2 separate regions of the Homo sapiens genome follow, and region 1 is linked to region 2. Evidence: chromatin loops called from intact Hi-C (ENCODE). Cell type or tissue: GM12878. All regions are shown on one strand. Links, peaks and the distances in the headings refer to the core of each region. The heading gives the core; the rest is flanking DNA.

What was found. A loop is a pair of places that touch in the nucleus more often than their neighbours do. Peaks named below come from ENCODE experiments on the same cell type or tissue, not always from the same donor. Only the 100,000 strongest peaks of a DNase experiment are listed, where the experiment ranks them.
Region 1: a loop joins it to region 2, with 2.5 times the contacts of the local background. A loop is called at or near these places in 1 of 110 quality-filtered maps.

What each region holds. Positions count from the first base shown.
Region 1 is chr5:119,891,722-119,896,896 of GRCh38, reverse strand. All of the region lies in intron 1 of LOC105379144 (a long non-coding RNA gene), which reads right to left. Among named protein-coding and RNA genes, the nearest start is that of FAM170A, 260 kb to the right of the region's middle. In GM12878, for the core only: no CTCF peak of the experiment used is centred there; no DNase peak of the experiment used is centred there.
Region 2 is chr5:119,468,199-119,473,373 of GRCh38, reverse strand. The region is part of intron 2 of HSD17B4 (hydroxysteroid 17-beta dehydrogenase 4); the gene reads right to left. It also overlaps the pseudogene LOC124901215. Among named protein-coding and RNA genes, the nearest start is that of HSD17B4, 18 kb to the right of the region's middle. RefSeq lists enhancers at 2,085-2,816, 2,817-3,548. In GM12878, for the core only: a CTCF peak has its summit at 2,348 (motif pointing left); a DNase peak (open chromatin) is centred at 2,773; H3K4me3 peaks cover 448 bases; H3K27ac peaks cover 1,131 bases.

The DNA.
Region 1 (5,175 bases), core at 845-3,344, 420 kb before region 2:
TCCCTAGAGCCTTCAGAAATGAATGCAGCTCTGCTGATACTTTGATTTTAGCCCCCTAAGCCCTATTTTGAACACTCTGACCTCCAGAACTATAAGATTAACAGATTTATTTTGTTTTAAGACACTGAGTTTGTGGGAATTTGTCACAGCAGCAATAGGAAACTAATACAAGTATCAAACTACTACTCAAACGAGCTCTCCCTGGAAATCCAGATCAGGTCATAATCCACTCCTCTATGTTTCCATGGGACGTTTATAGTACTCATTTCTCATTGCATTCATAATTTCTTGTTCAGTAGCTCTATACACCAATAAACTATATGCCTGTCGTGTTTATCACTCTATCCTTAGTACTTGTTCCTAAACCTGGATGATACATAGCGCTTAAAACATATCATTGAATGAATAAATAAATACATTTAAATTATGACAAACTTATCTTCTTCCAATCACCATATGGTAAGATACTTACAAAAGAAATGATTTTAAGTTACTGTTGAGCTTTTACAAATTGAAATAAAAAAGAACACCTAAAAAAATATACACAGCATCTGCAACCTTTGAGTAAAAATCTGTTGTGTTTTATTTCATGTACTGCTGAAAGCTTTATGTTGTTTGAAAAATAAATGGAGCTTTTTTTTTTTTTGAAAGTCTGAGTGAGTGTGATGAGAGAGTTTGGAATCACAGACTTTAGATCCCATCTTAAAAATGAATAGCTGGACATTCACTTCACACATTCTTCTGGATCTTGTTAAAAGGTGATATATGTAAGCACCATATTGGCACAAAACAATCTCCGTTATTCTTCAACCTAACCAACAGAAAGGTATCACTGTCTTAGAATATCTAAGCCAGTGGTTCTTATGCCTGATTATATACTGATTTATATTAAAAGAGGCAAAAGAAGTCTGGGGAAGGAGGCAGGAAATTCAAAAAGAAGAAATGGTAAGGCAATTTAAATTGTTCGGCTAGAGTGCAGTGGCGCGATCTGGGCTCACTGCAACCTCCGCCTCCCGGAGGCGGAGCTATTCTCCTGCCTCAGCCTCCCAAGTAGCTGGGATTACAGACACACGCCACCATGCCCTGCCAATTTTTGTATTTTTAGTAGAGATGGGGTTTCACCATGTTGGCCAGGATGGTCTTGATCTCGACTTCGTTATCTGCCTGCCTCGGCCTCCCAAAGTGCTGGGATTACAGGCTTGAGCCACCACACCCAGCCGGCTAGCACAGGTTATATATGTTCAATATTAAAATATATACACTATATATGTGCAAAATATAATGTAAATATATATTACCTACAAACATCTTCAAACAAGACCGCTGAACTATACCTCATTTTAATTGAAAGAAAGGCAAGAGTTCTGCTAAGTCTAAAAAGTTTCTACGTGGTCTTGAGCAAACTCATAAGATGTCCATTAGCTTCAGTAACTGTTCCTCAAAGCAGCCTAAATTTTGTACCTCAAAGTGGGCCTTGACAAGTGCATGTCTGTCTGCTTCTATCGCATAAGCTTATTGAGGGGCATTTGCCATTAAGGGGAACTAGGGGCCATTTTGGGCTCTTGAGCAAAAAAATTCTTGAGGGACATGCTTTCCTCAAGAAGCTCCTGTGGAAAAATTCCATGGAATTTAACATCATAGCTGTAAGCTTAAGTCACACTTTATATCAGAACCACAAAAGACACTGTTTCTCAAATAAAACATATTTCAGAAATGGGTTCACTACTTTTTTGTAAAGAGACCAGAATCTATACTCGTAATGCTGATTCCCAGACCACCTCAGCAGTGATGGACTTCTATTGTATGTTTTTTAAAGAGGTAGTCAGCAATTCCTCAACTCTTGCCTCCCCAGTTGCCTCCTCCCTCCCTACTTCAACAACACTATACACACGTGTGTGTGCACACACACACATACACACACACCCCCTATCATACACAGAAGACAAAATTGTTTTCTGGGGTTTTGTTAAATATATTTATGCATGTGTGCACATGGTTTGTACTAAATAGTCAATAACTGTTTCAGGTGTGTACTCTTGGTTATTGCATAGGCTCTATGCACATAGACTCATATACACAGTCATATATGACTTACATGTATCTTTGCCTAATCTGTAGGTGGTCCCATAGCTCACAGGAAAGTCCTGCAGTTAGCAAGTTCAGACATACGGGATCATTTATATTTGTTCATTTGTTTTCACATATATCTTCAAAGCTGTCTAACATATTCCCAGTTTCCTTCTCCCTTCAGGACACTATCAGTTATATTCAGAGAAACATGTGTGTACTAGAAAACTGAAGCCTTATAATCAGTTTTCAGTCTCCTTTTCAATTTGAGGCATGTTTCTGTATCTGGCAAAATTTTGTCACAAACTCTAAGATTCAGTTATCTAGTTTTATTAGGATAGAAATCCCTCCCTGTTTTTCAGATTTTATATTTAAGAGCTGGGTTTCAGGGAAGGGAGGTAATTAACTCTACATGCACTCTTACCCCTAAGACGGTCAAATAAAAAGGGACATTTTAAGTATTTATGGATTCCAATGTAATATGCAATCATGATATGTCCCTGAGGGCACAGTCTTGTTAAAAAGAAAATATGATAACAAAGCCATCTTAAGGATCTAATATAAGAGATGTTTGCAGTCAGAATATCATCATTTCCCTTCTTTCTAGCACAGAATTGGAGGATTTTGGTAGCCTATTTGTGTGACTACTCAAATATGTCAAAAGCTGTGGTTTTGAGACCAATAAATAGCGACTATAGGTCTGCATGGGGACCCTTTATCAAGACTTAAAGGTGTTTCCCCCACCCCGCCAACAGTCTTATAAATGGGATTCTATTATTTTCACAACCAAATATCTGACTGTACTGTGTGAATAAACACTGAGTACTTGAGAACATTAAAGGGAGAGTGGCTTAAATATGATGTTGAGTGATCAGAAAATGCTACAGGGCGAGAAAAAGACATAAAGCTGACCCTAAAGCAGGGAATAATTTATGTATATAAAGGATAGGAGGGAAAGAGACTTCTGTGGATTAAACAACACACGAAAATACGTAGAGGCAAAATGTTAATGGCATGTGAAGGGAATAGCAAAGTGTGACACAATTTCATCAGCAGTTGTTGGGAGAACTAATGGATAAGATAAACACAAAATGACAAACCCATTATGTGACACCAAAGACTATGAGCCATTTAGAGTCTTTGGCAGGAAAAACCTTGAGGAAGTTGCTTCAGATTAGTAGAGACTGCAAAGATATATTAGTGATAAAGAGGCAGGAACCAGGAGAGATGTTAAGAGACAAACTAGATAACAGTGACAGCAAGCCACTGAGGCTTTGATTGATTCATTGTAGTCTATCAAAGAAACCCTGAATATGCTGAATGTAGTTATTTTGCAAATTTGACAGAAAACATCAGCTCTGAAATCTTTTCTCAAGTAAATCTTTTTTAAAATAAAAATTGACTTTATCTTTCAATTAAGATGGTCACTACCTCCTTGGTTGTACCACAAGCTCAAGGCCAAATAGAAGGTGATAATGATAGATTCCTACAGTGGCCATGTGGTAGTGAAGGTACAGATCTTTAATATGAAGATTTCAGAGAACTGAGAGGCCTTGGTTTGGAAACACTTTCGATGCTCTACAATCCAGGTTCTCAAGTCTACCAAACTTTTTGAGCAATGATAATCAGATTTCTCTGCCACTGAACATAGATAAGTCTTGAATATTTTTCTAAAAGACACTGGAATCCAAGGCATCGAGAGTCAACTCAAGTTATCAGAAGGATCAGAAAAGGAATGTCTTGGAAATATATGAGAAATCTTATGAAAATCTAAAAATAGCAATAAGGCATTGCCAATCCACAAGGAGTCAACAAGTTATTTTATTTCCTCCAGGGTTATTGAGTCTTCATCTCTGCTTCTCTCTGACCAGTTGTCCTGTCATCTCACTCTTGTACACCTATTTATATATTTCCTTGGGGTGTCACTGCTCCTCTCTGCTACAATAAGATACATGACTTTAGTTTTCCGTTGTGCTGAACCTGGTCCTAAACTTACATGACCTTTCATTTCCAGTGCCTATTACCTTCCATTCATTTTCTTTTTATATCACTTAAAATATTTTTAAAATGATGACTGTAAATAATTTATTCTTGTTGAAAAAGAGATCATATAGCGTGCACACATCTAAGGAAAAAAGTACCAAGTCACCTGAAATGCTGAGGTGACTCACATTATTTTGATAACAATATTAGTTTGCTAGGACTGCCATAACAAAATACTGCAAATCAGGTGGCTTAACCAACATCAACTTATTTCTCACAGTTCTGGAGGCTGGAAGTCTAAGATCAAGGGGTCCAGAGGTTTGGCTTCTCCTGAGGCCTTTCTCCTTGACTTGCATGGCCACCTTCTCTCTGTATCATCACGTGGTCTTTTCCCTGTACACACATATTCCTGGTGTCTCTCTTCTTACTAGTCATATTGGATTCAGGCCTTACCCTGTGACCTTATTTCACCTTAGTAACCTTTTTAAAGATTCTATTTTCAGCCACAGTCACATCAAGGATTAGGGCTTCATTGTATGAATTTTGGGAGTATAAAATTCAGTCCATAACAGTGACAATAATTTTAAAACTCTCCCCCTTTTCACATGTATATACACATTTACACACATATGGTTATACTTTTGCATTTTCATACATTGAATTGTATATAATGTACTTTTTTTAATTTTTGAAGTTTCTATGTCTTATAGTCTTATTTTTGGCCTCTCCCTTCTTTTCTTTGCCTGACCAACACATATTGATAACTAATGCTAATAATTCTATGTGTTTATTTTCATATTTTACAAGCATATCTAATAAAATCAAAGGGCTTTTTGACATTGCTTACTTTTCCGCAACTTGCACTTCCTACATAACAAAGCATGGTAAAAGTTTATCCTAGTCTACAAGTAAAACTCTAACCCACTCCTTCTAATGGATGCCTAACATTCTGTGTAATTGAGGTACTGCAATTTATTTAGTCATCTCCTCCTTAATTGGCATTAATTTCATTTTTAATTAGTTGCTATCACCAGCTACATAGCACTAGACACATCTTTAAATGGTAGAGAGATAACTTATTTAGGATAGATTCCCAAGGGTTGTATCACTGGGTTGAAGATTAGG
Region 2 (5,175 bases), core at 890-3,389:
GCACTCCAGCCTGGGCAACAGAGCAAGACCCTTTCCAGGAAAAAAAAAAAAAAAAAAAAGGAGCAGGGAAGAAAAGTAAAAAAAAAAAAAAAAAAAAAAAGATTCATCCACTTTTCAGCAAAAGAAAAGAAAAAATGTGAAAATCGCTTTAAGATTAAATACACAGGAAAACAAAACTACTATAAGATCGATCAATCCTACTTCCACATCTTTATCCAAAAGAACTGAAATCAGAAGAAAAACTGACTTGAAATTCTCTTCAAATAACAAAGGATATTAGCACTCCAATGTTCACTGCAACACAATTCACAATAGCTAAGATGTGGAAACAACCTAAATGTCCATGGATAGGTGAATGAATAAAGAAAATGGGGTATATACAAGCAATGAAACGTAATTCTGCATTTAAAAAGAATAAAATACTGCAATATGTGATAATATGAATAAACTCTGAAGACACTATGTTAAACGAAATAAGTGAGTCACAAAAGGACAAATACTGGCATGATTCCACTTATGTGCGGTATCTAAAATATCAAAACTCATAGAATCACAAAATAGAATGATGGTTGCCAGGAACTAGTGAGATGCTGGAAATGGAGAGTTGATAACCAATGGGTATAAAGTACCAATTACGTTGGGCCGGGCGCGGTGGCTCATGCGTGTAATCCCAACACTTTGGGAGGTCGAGGCGGGTGGATCACCTGAGGTCAGGAATTCAAGACCAGCCTGGCCAACATGGTGAAACCCCGTCTCTACTAAAAATCCAAAAATTAGCTGGGCGTGATGATGCACACCTGTAATCCCAGCTACTCGGGAGGCTGAGGCAGGAGAATCGCTTGAACCCAGAAGGCAAAGGTTGCAGTGAACTGAGATCGTGCCACTGCACTCCAGCCTGGGCAGCAGAGTGGAAACTCTGTCTCAAAAAAAAAAAAAATTTCAATTATGCAAGATAAATAAGTTCTAGAGATCGGCTATACAACATACCTATAACAATACTATATTGTACACTTAAAACCTTGTGAAGAGGATAGATGTCATAAGTATTCTTACCACAATAAAAAAGTTTTTAAAGATTAAGCACACAATGTTGAAATATCTTCTCCATAAGAAAGTCTTTATGTATAAGAATGGTGATTTTAAAAGAAACACGCATGAGCTTAAAATATTAGAAAATCATATTTTAAGTTTTTACAACACACAGTGTCTAAAATGAAAGAAATAAAAACTATTTCTCAAAAGAGGTCAAAAATTACATACAGAACCAATATATGTTTAGTCACTAATTTATACCATAACTCCATGTTCATATGTTTAACTGATGACACTTACCATAAAACATCTCCCTATATCCAATTATATATTTACAAACATTAATTGATAATTTACTATTTGCAGGAAAATCTACAGAGGGACACACAAATGTATAAGAATGGTGTTTGCCCTCAAAGAGTTTATAATCTATTGAAAGTTAAGTATGCGATGGCCACAGTAATACACAGATTTTAGCATAAAGTGTATATCCAAGCCAACATAATCAAATAAGAACAAATATCAAAGTTAATTTACACAATAATTTATGAAAAAATTTACAAAATAACATGCAAAAACTAATAAAAAGATACATAGATAAATGCCAAATAACTTGGAAAAACAGAACTTAAGAGAATTACTTGAAACAAAGAATCTGCATTGTGAAATGATCTTCTCCATAGGGTTATTGCATAGATTTTGAAAGCTGTAACAATAAAAAAGTTACTAATTAATAAATAGCATAATGGTATACATGAAAATGTAATAGTTATGATTAACACAATTTTTTTTAAACAAGATTTTTTTTTCTTCTGAAAAACTGCTCTTTTTAAAACTGGGGTGAGAGTTGAAAGTGGAATTGGATAAATAAGTAATGGGATAATATGGAGAAAAAGCCAATGCCTAAAATTAGCTAAGGCATATATATTTTCACTTAACTTTTTAAAAACAGGAAATGAGTTTTTCAAAATGTGGACTGAGATTTTTTTTTGATAGTATAATATGATAAGTCTTACTGAAAATAAAAATGTTACAAGACACAAAATAATAGAAAGAGGCTTGTATTATCCCTCAAGAGATGGAAAAAGTGTTAGGATTCTCAAAAGACTGAATTCTTATTAATTGTTCATTTCAATGCAATTATTCAAATGACAGGAAACAACCAGTTAAAAAAATCAAGATTTTAAGACAGTTAACAGTCTTTTATGACCCTTTTTAAGCACAAGAAAGTTCAAAAGCAAATTAGAAAACGTGATACTTAAGTGAAGAAAGCATTGTTTGATTGTGCAATGAAACACTACCCCCAAGTGGAAATTTTACAAAGCGCAACCAGGCAGGCAAGCATTGAAAGCTGGATAAATAATTTATTGAGATCAATCATGGGTAGTTAAATAATATTGGGGTAAATTTATCTCAAACAAATCTCTACATTAGAGACCACTAAATTGACACTGACCCACTCAGCAATCCCATTATCACCAGAGCGAAATCACAGAAATTAAAATCTTAACTAGAAAATACTGGTTAGATGTCATCAAGATGGCCAACTAGAGGTGCCCAATCCTTGTCTCCTCCGCAGAGAAGAATCAAAACAACAAATAACAGCACTTCAGGTAGAATGTCTAAGAGAGAACATGAAAATTCAGCAAGGAAGTGACAAAAACCCTCTGAGGCACAGAAACTCTGCATGGCAGCTTAGAGGGGGAAGTGAAGCATCCAGATGGAATCAGCTTAGAGCTGACAGGGACTTCCCATTGTGGGCAAAAGGTTAAGTGGGGGACACCCAAGAGTCGCCATTACCATCACAAATACCTGTAATCACAGACCCTGAGCTCAGTATAGGAACCTGCCTGGAGTATACACAGCTGAATTGCTCCTGAAAAGAAACACAAGCTGAGTCCTCCCTATCCCATGAGACCCAAGCTGTTACAGTATGACACCATTTTGGTAATGGAACCACTGCTGGTGTGCATTCTGACCTGGAGGCCAATAGCCCAGACACCTCCACATCCTAGGGGTGCCATCTGCCATCATCCCACCATGCCCACACAGAAGGCTGCAGGATCATGACCCCAGCTAGTTTCAGTGGTACCACTATGACCTCAGCACCTGAGTCCATGCAGCACCCTACACTCCAAAAAAAAAAACAGACATTCAAGTACAATGGGGACGCTGCCACCAGGAAGAGAAAGGCTGACATACGCATTCCCCAGAGACTGAGAATTAGCCTGGCCAGCATCTATCACCTCAAGCAACCATGACCTATCTAGCAGTAGAGCAACCATGTGCCACATGTGCCCCATATGGACCAAGACAACTGACACCACCAGCAACCCTTCCCCCTCCCATGGAGGATCTACCATGCACCATGCTCACCCACCAGGGACAGACAACTAACCCATCTGGCAATCCCTGTTCCCAGCAAAACCATGCCACTGTCTCCACAAACCCCAAAGTCAAGGCCACTGAGGCACATACAGACACTGTTGATGTTGATTACAGCCAAAGAAATCACAAGGCAATTACACATCTGTGCCCAACCAGAAGCTAAACCAAACACCTAACCTAACTGATACATAGAGAAAAAAGTCTTTCCCTACAAAAGTTAATTCATAAAAGGGGAAGATACGACTGTTCTACTAGACACACAAATATCAATGTAGGAACAAAAGAAACATGGAAAAACAGGCCAGGTGCAGTGGCTCACGCCTGCAATCCCAGCACTTTGGGAGGCCCAGGCAGGTGGATCACTTGAGGTCAGGAGTTTGAGACCAGTATGGCCAACATGATGAAACTACATTTCTACTAAAAATAACAAAAATTAGCCAGGCGTGGTGGTGGACACCTGTAGTCCCAACTACTAAGGAGGCTGAGGCAGGAGAATTGCTTGAACCAGGAGGCAGAGGTTGCAATGAGCCGAGACCGCGCCACTGTACTCCAGCCTGGGCAACAGAGTGAGACCCTGTCTCTAGGTGGATAAATAAAGAAATAAAAATAGATACCTTTCTTTAAACACTTTTTTTAAGTTAAAAAAAAAAAAGAAACATGGAAAAACAGGGAAACACAACACCTCCAAAGAAACACAACTCTCCAGTAACAAACCTAAATAGAAGAAAATCTACGAAATTCCTGAAAGGGAATTCAAAATGATGATCTTAAGGAAATCCAGTGAGATACAAGAAAAATATAGATAGATAATACAAGAAAATCAGAAAAACAATTCATTATCTAAATGAGAAATTCAACAAAAAGATATATATATCATTAAAAAAAACAGAGCTTAAGAATACAATGAATAAAGTGTGATGACTGAGTGTTCACACTCGTGTAAGATATGCCTCCCTCAAACGTTGTCATGAAATAAGCACATTGCCCAACTGATAGGAAAAAGAAAAAAAAAAACAAGAATTCAATCAATGAAATTTAAAAATACAATTGAAAGCTTCAACAACAGACTACATCAAGCAAAAGAAAGAATATTTAAACTCAAAGACAGGACTTTTGAAATAACCCAGTCAGACAAAAAAAAAAAGGAAAGAGAAAAACATAAAAAAGAATGAAGAAAGCCTATGGTAGTAATGGGACACCATTAAGTAAACAAATTTTTACATATTGAGAGTTACAGAAGGAGCGAAGTTGGGCATAGAAAACATTTTAGCTGAAAACTCCCAAGTCCTGAAAGAAAGATGGACATCCATATCCAGGACACTCAAAGGTCTTCAAATGGATTCAACCCAAAAATGTCCTCTCCAAAGCACATTCTCCTAAAACTGTCAGAAGTCAAAGACAAAAAGAGAATATTAAAAACAGCAAGAAAAAAGCATCAAGTCACATATAAGACTTATTAGACTAACAGCAGATTTATCTGCAGAAACATTACAAGCCAGGAGAGAATGGAATGATAACATTCAAAATGCTGAAAGAAAAAAAAAAACAAAAACCTGCCAGCCAAGAACACTACTCCAGCAAGCTATCCTTCAGAAATAAAGGAGAAACAAAGTCTTTCCCAGACAAGAAAAAACTGAGAGAATTTATCACCACTAGACCCGTCTTAAAAGAAATGCTTATGGGAGTCCTACACTTGAAAGTGAAAGGATGAACTACCATCATGAAAACATATGAAAGCTTAAAACTCACTGGCAG